Regions from separate parts of the Homo sapiens genome. Here regions 2 and 3 are each linked to region 1. Evidence: read pairs that join two places in POLR2A ChIA-PET (ENCODE). Cell type or tissue: CD4-positive, alpha-beta T cell. All regions are shown on one strand.

What was found. ChIA-PET counts read pairs that join two places held together with the same protein. Peaks named below come from ENCODE experiments on the same cell type or tissue, not always from the same donor. Only the 100,000 strongest peaks of a DNase experiment are listed, where the experiment ranks them.
Region 2: POLR2A ChIA-PET joins it to region 1 with 5 read pairs; 2 of 35 experiments call an interaction of 5 or more read pairs at or near these places.
Region 3: POLR2A ChIA-PET joins it to region 1 with 5 read pairs; 16 of 35 experiments call an interaction of 5 or more read pairs at or near these places.

Annotation. Positions count from the first base shown.
Region 1 is chr10:80,465,078-80,467,577 of GRCh38, forward strand. All of the region lies in intron 1 of TSPAN14 (tetraspanin 14), which reads left to right. Among named protein-coding and RNA genes, the nearest start is that of TSPAN14, 12 kb to the left of the region's middle. RefSeq lists enhancers at 1-265, 266-837 and a silencer at 1,796-2,090. In CD4-positive, alpha-beta T cell, no CTCF peak of the experiment used is centred here; DNase peaks (open chromatin) are centred at 284, 624 and 964; H3K4me3 peaks cover 2,500 bases; H3K27ac peaks cover 2,500 bases.
Region 2 is chr10:80,376,857-80,379,356 of GRCh38, forward strand. No RefSeq gene overlaps it. Among named protein-coding and RNA genes, the nearest start is that of DYDC2, 21 kb to the left of the region's middle. In CD4-positive, alpha-beta T cell, a CTCF peak has its summit at 1,480 (motif pointing right); a DNase peak (open chromatin) is centred at 1,545.
Region 3 is chr10:80,522,590-80,525,089 of GRCh38, forward strand. TSPAN14 (tetraspanin 14) reads left to right here. Exons shown (of 9, transcript NM_030927.4): 9 at 1-42. Among named protein-coding and RNA genes, the nearest start is that of TSPAN14-AS1, 12 kb to the right of the region's middle. RefSeq lists an enhancer at 477-556. In CD4-positive, alpha-beta T cell, no CTCF peak of the experiment used is centred here; DNase peaks (open chromatin) are centred at 402 and 1,342.

The sequences.
Region 1 (2,500 bases):
AACACCTCTGGGTAAGAGTTCTGAGCAGCTGGGCAAGGAGCAGGAGTGGCCGGTGCCAGGCTTGTCGGCCACCTGCCCACTGCTTTGGGGAGTGAGTTCTGCCGAGTCTTCCCGGCCCAGCTGTGCCCTTGGGTGGGGGCCAGGCACGTGCCTGGGTTGCTATTAGTCTCCCAGGCCCCCCACTTGCTTTGTGCCTCAGTGCTCAGCCCAGTGCTCCCGTTCCTCACGCGAGCACTCAGCTGCTGAAAAGCCTGTGTGCTGGCAGCTCAGCCTGCAGCCACCCCCGCTGCAGGAGCCACAGCCATTTTCCTTTGTTCTGCCATCTCCGGGCTCTTGAATCTCAGGCTGGCAGTGGGCAGCAGGCAGCCAGCACACAGCGCTGGTGGGGTGGAAACCCTTGTGACATGAATCTGCCCACTGAGCCAAAGGCATGGCAGCCCCCTGGCTGCACCCCTAATTCCTCTGGCTGTACCCCTATCTCCCAGCCATGCTGAGAGAAGCACAGAGTATCCCCTCTTACTGGATCAGAAAGATAGTGACACCTACAGTGGGAACAGAGAGAGGTCTCACCTGTTTTGGGCCACTGAGGTGCACACTAAAGAGAGAGAGAGTTAGCCTCCGGGTCTTTGGCAGAAAAAGCCACTCTCAGGCACAAAGGATGCTCGTTCTTAATCTCCTGGTCTTTGTTGAAAACAGAGGCAGGATTGGTTAAGAATATTTTTTATTTTGGTCCTTATGGTTGTGAGGACCTTTCTCTAACTGAGGGGAACTGTACCCTGCTTCTTCACATCTGAATCTCTCCCTTCTCTCCCCCACCACTTTTTGGTGGGCAAAATGAGCATTCTCTTTTGGGGTACAATTTCAGCTATGTGTGGGGTTGCAGGCGGGGTGAAGGCCACTCTCACCCGCTGTCTGACTTCTCTATCTGAGGTGTGCCCGCCCCAACCCATACTGTCTCCTTTCTAAACCACAGACAGAATCTGTAAGGCACCTGCCTTTGAAATAGAGTTGTTTTGTATAGAACTCATAACTCCCACTAGTTTTCATGTGTTTAGCATTATAGCTTACCCTTTCAAAACCCATCCTGGCTGTCTTATTTGATTCTCTTATCAGCCAAGTCTTACAAATCAAGAAGCAAGCCTCAGCCCCAGATAGGGTTGCACCTTGGAGTGTCCTCATTTTATTTTATTTTTTGACATGGAATCTTGCTCTGTTGCCCAGGCTGGAGTGTAGTGGCATGAATATGGTTTAGTGTAGCCCCCACCTCCCAGGCTCAAGTGATCCTCCTGCCTCAGCTTTCCCAGTAGCTGAAACCACAGGCACGCATCACCATGCGCGACTAATTTTTAAAAATTTTTCATAGAGACGAACTCTTGCAATGTTGCCTTGGCTGGTCTCGAACTCATCTTCTGGGTTCAAGCTGTCCGTCTGCCTCGGACTCCCAAAGTGCTAGGATTACAGGTGTGAGCCACAGCACCCAGCCCTCATTTTAACAAATGTTGTAGCACCTACAAGACTCAAAGTAAAAAGAGCTGGTGCTCATCGTGAAAGGCATTGAAACACCCCCACTTTGGTGGGGGGTGGGGTATGTTAACAGAAAAACCAAAGTCTCTAAAATATTTTAAAGAGGTTTATTCCAATCCAGTGAGTGTCTGCGTCCTGGGAAAAGCACGGTCTCAAGAGGTGTGGGGAAAGGGTGCTTGAGGCCGTTGGATTACGGTTTTGTTTTATACATTTTAAGGAGGCAAAAGTTACAGGCAAAGGCATAAGTCAGTACATGGAAGATATGCATTGTTTAAGCCCAGAAGGGTGGGATATCATGAAACGGGCTTACAGGTCATAGGTGGGTTCGGAGATTCTTTAATTTGTAATTCGTTAAAGGAGTAAAGCTTTGTCCAAAAATTTAGAGTCAGCAGAAAGGACTGGTAAGATAAGGAAGTCCGTTAACCAATACACTGGGTTAGAGCTGTGGGGTGAGTGACTTAACCCTTGTCTGGCATGGCCTTCAGTCCTCTTTATATTTCGGTATCTTATTGTCACAAAGAGTCTTGTTTCTTAGTCTTATAATCTCTATTTTAATATTAATGATGGTCAGTTTTTGTGTCTAAATCCCAAAAGGGAGGAGGTATGTAATGAGGCCTTTCCAACCTCCTCCTTGTTGTGGCCAAGAGCTGTTTTTCAGGTTTCTCTGGGGTCCTCGTGGCCAAGAGGGTCTGTTTAGTTGGTTATGGGGCTTAGAATTTTATTTTTAGTTTACAGGTTGTTGGACCCAAACAAGACTGGGAAAGTCACCATCGAGGCAGCTCAGTATTCTTTCTGGGAAAAACACAATGGATGTAGAGGCTGGGATTTGAATTCGGGCTTACTGGGTGACCTTGGTGGGTCACTTCCTGGGGTGTAGATTCTTACTAGAAAATGGAAGTGTTGCTCAGAGGAACTTTGGGAACATTTTAGCTGTAACCCTTGGAGTTCTATTAATCTAACTCCAAAATGGTTCTAT
Region 2 (2,500 bases), 88 kb before region 1:
TGTATCCATTGCCAGATCCCTTCAAAACAAAATGTCAAAAGAATCCTCATCGCCACGAGTAAAGCTCCTAAATAAAGAACAAAATTCCCAGCATATGTCACCAAAAATAATAGTATGTATATCTAGTCAAATAATGCCATCTGGAGATTAAAAGTTTCAAGTATAAGATTCATCAGGATAAAAATCTTCCAAGCAATTATTTAGGAGAGGAATAAGTAATGAATACTTTGAGCCAGGGCAATTTTCCCCAGCAAATGCTGTCAGAAAATCTATGGAGAGGATGCAACTCAGTGAAGTTCCCTGGCAGACGCTATCCAAAGGAAGAAAATCTTTAGAGAAAGACAGCCAAGACAAAATGTCTTTGGAATCAGGAGCAGTTTGGAGCAAGGCTGAGTGGACACTGAGTTCATAAAGCCATATGCCTGCAGCCCATGAGGAAGAAATGTGCTGTGTTTTCTCTCTGGCAGAAATGACCTCTCTGGAGTTGAAGCCAGTGAGTGAACAGGTACCACGGAGAAGGAATAAAATTATCTAGCCACACTTCACAAGTTTCATCACAAGAGACAAGTTCCCTAGAGGCTCTTAGTAAAAATTGAGTTGCTCTGCCTGGAATTAAACCAAATTCCTTCCTGAAAGTGGTTATTCTATATTTAACTATAATTTTTCCACTATAGGGAAGTGATATTCTTAATTTTTTTAGAGACAGGCTGGAGTGCAGTAGGTGATCGAGGCTTACTGCCGCCTCAACCTCCTCGGCTCAAGTGATCTTCCCACCTCAGATCCTCCAAGTAGCTGAGGACTGCAGGTGCACACCACCACATCCAACTAATAATATTCTTTAGACATGAAGAATGATGGCAAAACTATCTAAGGAGCTACTTTTCAACATATTGTCATTCAAAACTATAACAAAGTATCAGGTCTAAATATGCATCAAACTTTAGAAACTCCAGACAAAAAAGCAGTTGGCAACAAAGCTATCTAAAGAATAAATGAGAGGGTATAGCCCCTTCGCTCAATGAAGAATGGAGACAAAACAAGAATAAAAAACTGATGGACCAGGTGCAGTGGCTCACGCCTGTAATCCCAGCACTTTGGGAGGCTGAGGCGGGAGTTTGAAATCAGCCTGGCCAACATGGTGAAGCCCTGTCTCTACAAAAAATCCAAAAATTAACTGGGCATGGTGGCGCACGCCTGTAGTCCCAGCTACTCAGGAGGCTGAAGCAGGAGAGTTGCTTGAATCCCGGAGGTGGGGGTTGCAGTGAGCCAAGATCATGCCACTGCACTGCAGCCTAGGCAACAGAGCGAGACTCTGTCTCAAAAAAAATAAAAAGTAAAAAATCGAAACTTTTATTAGACTCAGCATCTACATGACTAGAAAGCAAGCTTCTCTTTTTAAAGGTATCTTTTCCTCCTGCCTAAATAGTATCCTTTAAGTACCTAAGGGAGAAGGAAAACATTGACATACCAGGAGGTTGCTGGGACCAACCTCGACCATCCGCCCTCACCGCTAGGGAGCAGTATCAGAGAGATGAGGGACAGATATGCAGGGGAGGAGCTCCAAGTTCGGTGAACTTTACTAAGCCCTGCCTGCTGACATTGCCTCTAAGGGTTTCCTTTTATATTACTGGCAGAATGAACTTCAGAATCTTGTGGTTTTCTACCCCAGCTTCCAATCTGCTTAGCATCTGACCTTTTCTTAAAACAAAGATCTAAACATTTCCTAAAACAACCTCCCAGAACAAAAGCAAGAACGCACAAACATGGACTGACAATTTTGAGGGCTGATTACAAAAAGAGTGCTTTGATTTGGTACAGTCATACCTCGGAGATACTGCAAGTTCACTGCAATGAAGCAAATAAGGCAATAAAGCCAGTCACGCACAGTTTTTGGTTTCCCAGTGCATGTAAAAATTATGTTTATGCTATATTGTAGTCTATTAAGCGTGCAATAGCATTATGTCTTCAAAAAAATATGCATATGTAATTTTAAAATACTTTTTTTGCTAAAAAATGCTAACAATCATGTGAATCTTCTCCGAATTGTAAATCTTTTTGCTGGTGGTGGGTCTTGCCTTAACATTGATGGTTGCTGACTGATCAGGGTGGTAGTTGCTGAAGGCTGGGGTGGCTATGGCAATTTCTTAAGAGAACAGTGAAGTTTGCCACATTTCATCCACAGTAGAACTTCTTTCAAAATTGGAGTCAATCCTTTCGAACACTGCCACTGCTTTATCAACTAAGTTTGTGGAATAGTGAAAATCTTTGTTGTCATTTCAACAGTGATCACAATGTTCATGAATCATAAATGTTCTGGATGGCATGTAGAATGGCGAAAACTTTCCAGAGGTTTTTAATTTACTTTGCTTGGATCTATAAGAGGAATCACTATCCATGGAAGCTATAGCCTTACAAAATGTATTTCTTAAATAATAAGACTTGAAAGTCAAAATTACTCCTTGATCCATGGGCTACAGAATGGATGTTGTGTTAGCAGGCG
Region 3 (2,500 bases), 58 kb after region 1:
AAAGTACACTTAAATAAAAATCTAAACATAAGAGAATGTAAAGTGAAAAGTGAAAGTATGTCTTCTGTTACGCAGAGGTAACTACTATTAGGAATCCTTCCTGAAAATGTCCATGCATCTACTCAGGTCATCACACCCATGGAATCATTTTACATACTATTTTATGAGTGTTACTTAATATACTGATCCACAGTGCGTTTTCACGGTCACGCCATCAGTTGTAGGAGTGTGCCAAGAACAGATGGGCCTTGCCTTTGTACCAGAGGAGTCCATTTACAGTTGCAGGTAATAGAAAACCCAATTCAGACTGGCCTAAACAATGAGGGGAGGTTTTGGCTCTTGAAACTGGAAAGTCCCAAGGTGGGGTGAGTTTCAGGTTTGGGTTGATCCAAGTGGCTCAGTGACGTCAACAGGATCTTGTTTCCATTTCTCTGCCTTCCACAGCCTCCCCTTCATCTATGGTGGAGGGAAGGAGTCTACCACAGACAAACCCCGAGCCTCCCCCTGATGGGTGGTGTGGTGGTGAAGCCAGCAAGGGAAGGGATCCCCGGACACACCCCTCCTCATGCTTTATCCCACTGAAACCATGCGGCTGTGAAATGCAGCATCCTCCAGGAGGGGGATGAAGGCCGGGGATGCTGTCAGCTATTGCCATTGCACTTCTGTGGATGGGTGTTACAGTTTTTTGCAGGGTTTTGCACTTACAAGGACATATATATATATATATAAACTACAGTGTTATTGGAATTGCTTCTTACAGTTTGTAAGAAAAAAACATGTTTTTAGAGGAGTTCTCCTGGGAGGTGGGATCACATTTTTTTTTTTTTTTTTTTTTGAGACGGAGTCTCGCTCTGTGGCCCAGGCGGGAGTGCAGTGGCGCAATCTCGGCTCACTGCAAGCTCCGCCTCCCGGGTTCACGCCATTCTCCTGCCTCAGCCTCCCGAGTAGCTGGGACTACAGGCGCCCGCCACTACGCCCGGCTAATTTTTTTTGTATTTTTAGTAGAGACGGGGTTTCACCGTGTTAGCCAGGATGGGGGATCACATTTTAATAAGTAGGTACTCAGGGCTGGGGTGTACCTGTTGCTGCCTGACCACTGCTGGTGTGTGTGGGTATAAGGTGACAAAACCTCCTACCCCTGTGAGGTTGTTTCAAGGATTAAATGAGTTGAGATGGGTAAGCATCTAACAAAGATCCAGATTATTTAGTATGCATCCCCTGAATTATTGCTAACATAATTTTAATGATTGGGGAATTTTATCTGTGGCTGCCAGTCCCTACGAGAGAGCTGCCTGGGTCACATGTCAGATAGCTCAAGCTTTGAATCACTGAAACGAAACGGTCCACTTCCCTGTCCCTTTAGGAACAAGGCTTCGAGGTCTGTGGCAAGCCTCAGCAGGCATTTGGAGTTCAAGGTCTGTTCTCTTTCTGTGCCATAGAGGTGGGGAGACAAGGTAGGGTGTTGCTTCTTGCCTGGAGCGCAGATGCTACCAGAAACCAACACAACCAAAGTTGCCCGGGAGCCCCCAGAAGCAGCAGAGTGGCCATCAACTGCCAAGGGGCCAGGGTAGGCCACAGAGGCCTGGGGCCCAGGAGGGATGGTCTGTGGGGAGAAAGGGGATTATTGTGAACATCAACGCTGGGGATAATGTGCCCTGAAGACAGCAGCATATCACGTTTGGACGGTTGGTGGACCCCATCTGGTCCCACTCATAAGGAGAACAGAGGCCCTGGGGTGTGCTGGGACTTGCCTGAGGCCTCAGACCGGGACTGGGTGCTCCTCCGCACCTCCTATGAGGGAGGGTGTCCGTGTCTGTGAGGACAGCTCAGCAGGGCTGGGAACCTGGGGGCAGTGCTGGGGGACATGTGTGAGACTAGCGTGTGTGGGCCTTGCTCGGCTTGCCCTGGTGCCCTGAGAAAAACCTGGTATTTGAAAATACACATGGACTGCTGGAAGGTCAGGAAATCCAGGGTTTTGTTCTGAGGCAGTGGAAGTGTTACCGTGAGCCTGTGTTGGCCTCTCTCCTCACTCCACCTGCAGCCAATTCAGCCACACTGCCTTTGCATGGAACCCAGGGTTGCAGGCCGCGTGTGTAGATGCTGATTTAGGCCCAAGCACTCAGCTGTCAGCAGGAAGGACCATAGTGTTTTCTTCTAGTTTTAGATATGCACTCGTTCTGTGTTTTAAAGTCACAGCTGTGAGCCAATATGGGAAGAAGTGAAGTGGCCTCTAGGAGGGACTGAGCACCCTGTCCTTGGAGGTATGCAAGCCCAGGCTACACCCTTCCTGTCTGGGATGATATGGCTGGGGGTGGGCTTTGTGCTGCGTGGACCATGGCAAGCCTTTCCATCTCTGAGAGGTAGTGGTCCTTCCCGTGCCTTCTGTTAAAGATAATTTTTTAAAAAAAGGCATAACTCATATATATTACATGTACACATGTCAAAGATTTTATTTAACTCAGTAATTGAGAGTGCTGCTAAGATTAACAGCCAGTTCAAA